Linked DNA regions of Homo sapiens: region 1 is linked to region 2. Evidence: chromatin contacts called from ENCODE Hi-C or POLR2A ChIA-PET data. All regions are on one chromosome and are shown on one strand. The core of a region is the stretch at or near the end of the contact, and the rest is flanking DNA. Distances in the headings are between cores, read along the strand shown. Region 1 holds the start of BCL9L (BCL9 like). Region 2 has its middle 43 kb from the start of CXCR5.

The links. Hi-C counts contacts between places; a loop is a spot of excess contacts on that map. ChIA-PET counts read pairs that join two places held with the same protein, here RNA polymerase II (POLR2A). Pooled maps may share reads with other maps.
Region 1: a loop to region 2 is called in a map with no recorded cell type, with 6 times the contacts of the local background. The contact joins the promoter of BCL9L here to the enhancer-like site in region 2. A Hi-C loop is called at or near these places in 4 of 37 single-sample maps with no recorded cell type and 8 of 50 pooled maps. POLR2A ChIA-PET finds 5 or more read pairs at or near these places in 18 of 52 experiments (A673, B cell, BJ and 13 more).

Annotation. Positions count from the first base shown.
Region 1 is chr11:118,924,404-118,927,932 of GRCh38, reverse strand. It overlaps BCL9L (BCL9 like), which reads left to right and starts at 2,007. Exons shown (of 10, transcript NM_001378213.1): 1 at 2,007-2,695. RefSeq lists enhancers at 1-195, 2,348-2,849, 3,221-3,290, 3,519-3,529 and silencers at 883-942, 1,763-1,902, 2,103-2,152.
Region 2 is chr11:118,839,149-118,843,069 of GRCh38, reverse strand. No RefSeq gene overlaps it. Among named protein-coding and RNA genes, the nearest start is that of CXCR5, 43 kb to the left of the region's middle. RefSeq lists enhancers at 1,529-1,578, 3,672-3,781. Within about 2 kb of position 1,494, at least 3 of the 41 ENCODE cell types and tissues checked have a DNase peak (open chromatin) inside an H3K27ac peak, as active enhancers do; they include B cell, where a contact is called at or near this core.

The DNA of each region.
Region 1 (3,529 bases), core at 758-3,257, 84 kb before region 2:
GAGATCATAACAAGCCCCTTTGGCTTGTCATATATGTAAGGGGAGACTGATCCACATAAATGCAGTGGTCCCCTCTAAGAAGCACCCTGTTGGAGAAGTGGGGGCCCATATTATGTCTTTCTGGAGAGGAGATAAGAAATTAAACCTTATTTCCATGGGTCAGGTACTAGCCTAGGTGCTGGGATCTTTCACATTAGAAGCCTCTCTGGGCTTTGGTTTTCTTTTCTTTTAAGTGGGGATAAAATCGACTTCTCAGGACTGTGGTGATTCAACCCCCTAACCCAGGACAGTGCTTGGCACAGCAGGCTGGCACTTGGAAAAGTTTTGGTGATTGGATCAAAGCATCATCATGAGACAACGTGCATGAAAATGCTTTGTAAGCAGTGATGGGACACATGGGGGGGGGTTACTATGTTATCTTCTTTCAGGTTTTTGTCCCCTTCCACCTGTGCCTCCCTAAACCTTGTCCAGTGCCCAGCTGTTGGCACCATCAACCCCTCAAGGCCCTTAGGAATCTTTTGGGGGAAATCAGACATATATATATATGTGTGTGTGTGCATACACCTATACATATATAGGGGTGTGTGTGTGTATATATATATGTGTGTGTGTGTGTGTGACAAGATACAACACATCAGGAAGTACTCAGATGCTATGATGGGATAGGTGGTCAGAAGAGAGGGAGGTCAGTGAGGCTAGAACTATCTGGGGACCATCTGTGAGGAGGGGCAGGGGAGAGGGCCGAGGAAACAGCAGGAACAAGCAGGCTGGCTAGTGTTCTTCCTATCAGACACAGTCAATGCTTGTCACTTGCTATTAATTCTGGGTGGGTGGGGACAGTAGGAAACAGGGAAAGTGCCCTGGGATAAGGAGACCCAAATTCTAGTCCTGGGCTTACCACTTTCTAGCTGGGTAGCTCTGGGTAAGTCCTTAGGTAATGCAAACCTCAATTTCCTCACCTCTGTAATGGGACCATAACCTCTTTCTTGCAGGTTTGTGGTGAGCATTGAAACATGTGAAATGTTTTTAAAAAGCGCTTTGGGCCGGGCGCGGTGGCTCACGCCTGTAATCCCAGCACTTTGGGAGGCCAAGGCAGGTTGATCACCTGAGGTCAGTAGTTCGAGACCAGCCTGGCCGACATGGTGAAACGCTGTCTCTACTAAAAATACAAAATTAGCCGGGCATGGTGGCAGGTGCCTGCAATCCCAGCTACTTGGGAGGTTCAGGCAGGAGAATCGCTTTAACCCAGAAGGCAGAGGTTACAGTGAGCTGAGACCGCGCCTTTGCACTCCAGCCTGGGCAACAAGAGCGAAACTCCATCTCAAAAAAAAAAAAGGGCTTTACATTTTCTTTTTCATTGCCTCGATCGTCCTATAGGGTGGTGAGAGTGTGTGTGTGTGTGTGTGTGTGTGTGAGAGAGAGAGAGAGAGAGAGAAGCACTTTGAGGTTAGGTTAGGAGAGTTCTTTTGAGAAGACAAAGGTTTCACTTCCACAAACATTTTCTTAGCATGCACTTTGTGCTGCTGAGGATTGAGATGAAAAAACTCAGTCTGTGTCCTCAAGGACCTCATGGTCTACTAGGAGAGACATGAATAAAGAGATGCTCAGTGCATTATGGATGTGGGTGGGTACAACGAAGAGGGGACCCAGTGCTGTGTGTGTGTGTGTGTGTGCGCGCGCGTGTGTCCAGGCAACTTCCACTCCTTCCAATCAGTGCAGATAGGAAGGTAGGTTTGTCAAACCTTTCCCTAGCCTGGGATGTTGTTGGCGCGTCTCCTCCCCAGTTCTCAGGAGTGAGGAGGAGAGCAGAAACCCCCCTCCCCGCCCCCGGGCCAACCTGCCTCCCGCTAGCCGGCCGGGCGCCTTACCGAGTCAGACCACTGGGAGGCTGGGGGAGCCGGGTTGGGCGAGGAGGCAAGCGAGATGGGGGAGCTCTTATTTTGACAGGGGCCTCTCCGGGCTCTGGTATGAAGGCAGAAGGAGGCAGCCAGAGAGCCCCGATGCTTATTCAGGCTGGGGAGTGGAGCCGAGTGGAGGGGCAAGCGAGGCTCCGGCAGCGCAGGGGAGCCCGGGGAGGCGGCGGCGCGCGGCGGAGCCAGTGGCTGGACATGCCCCGGACCCGGGGCCGCTGCACCACCGCCGCCGCCCGGAGCCAGCCGGCCGGACGCCCGCACGCCTGGGTCCCCCGGCGCCGCGCCGCCCGGGGGCTGTGACCCGGACCCTCGGAGTCCGACCAACAATAAGCGCCCAGACAGCCCCTCCCCACCCAGCGCCCGGCATTCCCGCGGGCTTTGGGGAAAGGAAAGGAGAGGCGAGGAAGGAAGGAAGGAAGCAAGCAAGCAAGCAAGGGAAGGAGGAGCAGGAGCAGGAGCCGGAGCCCTGAGGTTCGGGGCCGAGACCCCGGCCCCGCGCCCCGGCCCCGGCGGGTGTGCGCGCTCTCCCGCCACTGCCCGGCGCCCGCGACCATGCTCCGCGGTTGGGAGGCAGGAACCCAGGCACCCAGCGATCCCCGGATAGCCTCTCCCGGGCCGGGCTGGTATTGAGATCAAGGCGTCCAGGATCAAAAGATCACCGCCTGCCCGCCCCCTCTGCATCTCCAACTGGCGAGCAGGAGGACCCCCATCCACACAACGACCCTGACCTGGTCATGGCGTCCAGCTCCGGCCTGGCGTGAGGACCCCCCAATCCGCGTGAGGTGAGGGGTGGGCTGGGGGCAAGGCGAAAGTCATGCCAGGCCAGCAGAGGCGCGAGGAGGGAGATCCAGTTTGAATCGGGGAGGGGAAACACAGTCTGATTGTCTCTTGCTCTCTGGCACGTACCCCCAGGCTGTTTAAGGTGTGGGGGACTCCCCCAGGGTCAGTGGAGGCTACTCTTAAGCCCCCAATCAGGTTGGCAGCTCCAGAACACCGTGGGGAGGGCTTAGGGACAGCCAGGGGACCCTGCCACCCTAGCGCAGAGAACAAGGCCGGCCTTGGGCCAGCTGGAGCAGCGAACCTTGCCCTGGGGGCTTCTGGGAGATGTAGTCCCCCTCCCAGGCTCACCAACCCCGTGGGTCTCAGCACCCCAGCCCTCCTCCTCTGGCTGATAGGAGCCTCCAGAAGGAGGTGGGTTGGGACTGGGGAGAGCTGGGGGTCACCCTTTTCTCCCAGGCACTGCCTGTGAGTAGCGGGGGCTGTGACTGAGGAGTCTCTTCTTCCAAGGCTTCTGAGTGATGTGGGCTTGGCTGGGGGGTGGGGCAGTCATACAGTTCCTTGGAAGTGTCCCTGCGCTGCTAAGGGGAGGTGGCCCCTGTCTTGATCCAAAGGAACCCTCGGGGAAGAATGTAGGAAGAGAAGTGAGCTTAGGCTTCTTGTTGCGCTGGGGTAGGTCCTATTCCAGGGCTGCTGGAATTTGGTTTCAGAAGAGACAGAGGGCTGCTCTCTCCTTCTGAGAAGGATAGTGTCCCTTGAAGTCTAGGAGTCTGGAGGGTGTCTCTCTGGAGCAATGAAGCTAGGATCAGCTACTGTCTGTCTGTCCAGCTTCCTTCCTT
Region 2 (3,921 bases), core at 245-2,744:
TCACCATGCTGGGATTACAGGCGTGAGCCACCATGCCCAGCCCTTAATGTTATTTTTATGTTTGATAACGGCATTGTGGTTATGTAAGATAATGTCATTCTTAGGAGTTGGGGTTTAAATATTTAGGGGTGAAACTTCAAATGGCTTTGCATTTGTTTATTTGTATTACATATCTAGTGAATACAACAAAATGTTCAATCGTTGAATCTAGGTGGTGGATCTGCAGATGTTTCAACCTTTCAGTTATGTTTGACATTTTTTAATAATAAAGTAACAGGGAAAATAAAAGACTCCTCTCGATTCTTACCTTCTCTGGAAGGCTTTCCTACCCACCTCCTGTTACTGCTTTAAAGTCTGTGCTGTCCATCCTTTTTCTTTCCAAGGTATAGCTCTGTGGCATATATCATACTGTACTTTAATTTCTTGTTTTCTGGTCTCTCTGTAAACTTTGAAGTCCTTAAAGGGCAACATGCTCTCTTTCATCTGTAACTGTCCAGCATTTATTCCTGTACCTGGCACAGGATTGGGTGACTCATTCATCCTCGTTCAGTCAAGAACAGAAGAAAGTCTAATTTAGGAATTTTCTTCAGGGCTACCAATTCAAGTGACTCCAAGAAGAGCAACGGTTTGAGGTTTTTAATTTTTGTTTCACATTATAGAAGTGATGCTTGCAAATTAAAATACTTTTAAAACAAACTAAAAAGTAGAGTTATTTCATTCCTGTCATATACACACTTGTTAGAGTTGAGTTTACCATGTATCCTTCCAGAACTATATCTATGCAATTATAAACACACACACGCAAAACACTACTATAAATGTTGTCTGGAGACTTACTTTTTAAAAATCTAATAATATATTATGGAGCTTACCATATTTGTATATAAATAGATCTGCATCATTCTTTACACAGGCTATGTAGTAATTGTATGGCTGTGCATTGATTTTGTTTCACTACTGCATTTGAATAAGCGTATAGGTAGAGAAGCAGTCTCTACATGAAATGGCTAACCCAGACAAAAAGGGATTTGGCAACCACTAGCCCAGACAAAAAGGGATTTAGCCTTGAACTGTGGGTACAAAGTCAGTGTAAACTGGCAAGGAAGGGAATTTACCAAACGTTTCAGCTTACAGAGTCCTGGTCTGTTCAAGAAACAAAATAGAGATCATGGAAGAGAAAGAACCAAGTATGAAATTGAATGGAGCCAACTGACAAGTGTGAGACCTGTAATCACCTAATTTGTGTATGCCGTTACCTTCCTACTATATGAGCATAGTCCCTGCACCCTGAGGCAGCCAAGACATGACACAGCCTCTAGGAACAAGTGAAAGTGGCAAGTGTATGGGCCCTGGTTCATCTTGGACGAGAAAGTCCCACTGGCTTCCCAATGACAACAGAAAGTTACCCAAGCAAGTGTGGGTGAAATCCCACTAATGTTTCTAGAGCCAGCCAGTCTCATCATGGGTGCCCCCACTGCTTTCGCTTTCCCCAGCCACTTCTTACGCACGAAAACACGCCTCTTCTGCTGGGAAGCCCTCCCTCCTTTCTGAGAGTCCTCACCCACCCCAACTATCCAATCTCATTTCCCTCTTAGTTTCTTTTCTTTCTTTCTTTCTTTTTTTCAGACAGAGTCTCTGTCACTCAGGATGGGATGCAGTGGCATAATCTCAGCTCTCTGTAACCTCCACCTCCTGGTTTGAAGTGATTCTCCTGCCTCAGCCTCCCGAGTAGTTAGGATTACAGGCGTGTCCCACCAAGCCTGGCTAACTTTTGTATTTTGGGTAGAGATGCGGTTTTACCATGTTAGCCAGACTGGTCTTGAATTCCTGGCCTCAAGTGATCCACCCTCCTTGGCCTCTGAAAGTGCTGGGATTACAAGCATGAGACACCACGCCCGGCCTTATTTCCCTCTTAGTTTCTTTTTCTTTTCTTTTTTTTTTTTTGAGACGGCGTTTCGCTCTTTTTGCCCAGGCTGGGTGCAATGGCACGATCTTGGCTCACCGCAACCTCCGCCTCCTGGGTTCAAGCGATTCTCCTGCCTCAGCCTCCCGAGTAACTGGGATCATAGGCATGCGCCACCACCCCAGCTAATTTTGTATTTTTAGTAGAGACGGGGTTTCTCCATGTTGGTCAGGCTGGTCTTGAACTCCTGACCTCAGGTGATCCACCTGCCTCGGCCTCCCAAAGTGCTGGGATTACAGGCGTGAGCCACTGCGCCCGGTTCCTTCTTAGTTTCTAATACCCATCCTGTTAGCTCAGACTGTTACTGTGTCAACAAAATGATGATGGAGCGCATTGAGACTATTAAAATGGGTTGTATAATCATTGCATGCCTATATCAAAACATCTCATGTATCCCATAAATATATACACCTACTATGTACCCACAAAAATTAAAATTAAAAATTTATTTAAACAATTAAAACTTTTTTTAAAAAAGAGTTGTAATATCCTGATGGTGTTGCCCACTCCAAAACATAGCATGAACCCATCCCTGTCAATTCGCCTTCACTGCCATGTCAGAAGTATGTGCTCATGGCCCTGTCTGCTGCTAAGCACAGGCATTTCTGCAAGTAAAATAAATAGTAATGAGTTTATATGCACAGTTTGCTTTATATAAATCCAATGAGTGGTGATCCAAGAAGTAACAAATTTTGGTAAATACAAAAATTGGGAATTTTAATCTGGGATTCTGTATAGTGTTAGGAGAGCTCAATGTTAGATTATTTGAATGCTAGTCAATAATGCTCATTGGCAATTTTTATTTTATTTATTTATTTATTTATTTATTTATTTATTTATTTATTTTTGAGATGGATCTTGCTCTGTCGCCCAGGCTGGAGTGCAGTGGCGCGATCTCGGCTCACTGCAAGCTCTGCCTCCTGGGTTCACGCCATTCTCCTGCCTCAGCCTCCCGAGTAGCTGGGACTACAGGCACCCGCCACCACGCCCGGCTAATTTTTTGTATTTTTAGTAGAGACGGGGTTTCACGGGGTTAGCCAGGATGGTCTCGATCTCTTGACCTTGTGATCCGCCCGCCTCAGCCTCCCAAAGGGCTGGGATTACAGGCGTGAGCCACCGCGCCCAGCCTGCATGTTTATGTTTTTTATTTTAAGAATGTTAACTTTTTTGGCTGGGCACAGTGACTCATGCCTTTAATTCCAGCACTTTGGGAGGGAGGTTGAGGCGGGAGAATCGCTCGAACCCACAAGGCAGAGGTTGCAGTGAGCTGAGATCGCAACACTGCACTCCAGCCTAGGTGACAGAGAGAGACCATGTCTCAAAAAAATTTAAAAATTAAAAAAAGTCTTTTTCTTTGACAATCTTGCATACTAACATTTAAAACATTAAATAAAGTGTTATGAAAATACGGAATAGTTTTTAATATCAAGAATTTCTGAGAATTCCTGGGAATTTCTATTTTATTCCCAAATCCTAAAAATTGGCCATAAAATGATAATTTGAAGCCATTGATGGGTATTTTGGGTGCTATAATATAACCGTGTCTATTCTCATATAAGTTAAAAAAAAGTTTTTTTTCAGTCGGAGTCTCACTCTGTTGCCCAGGCTGGAGTGCAGTGGCACGATTTTGCCTCACTGCAACCTCTGCCCCCCTGCTTCATGTGATTCTCGTACCTCAGCCTCCTGAGTAGCTGGGATTACAGGTGCCTGCTGACACATCAGGCTAATTTTTTCATTTTTACTAGAGACAGGATTTCACCATGTTGGCCAGCTGGTTTCAAACTCCTGACCTCAACTGATTTGCCTGCCTTGGCCTCCCGAAGTGCTAGGGTTACAGGCATGAGCCACTGCCTATGTTTAAATTTTTCCAAACCAAAACTGGATCATTTGGGCTACATTCCTGCACAAACTACTTTGATGACTTTCTAGCACCCCTAGGATAAAAGCCAACCTCTTTG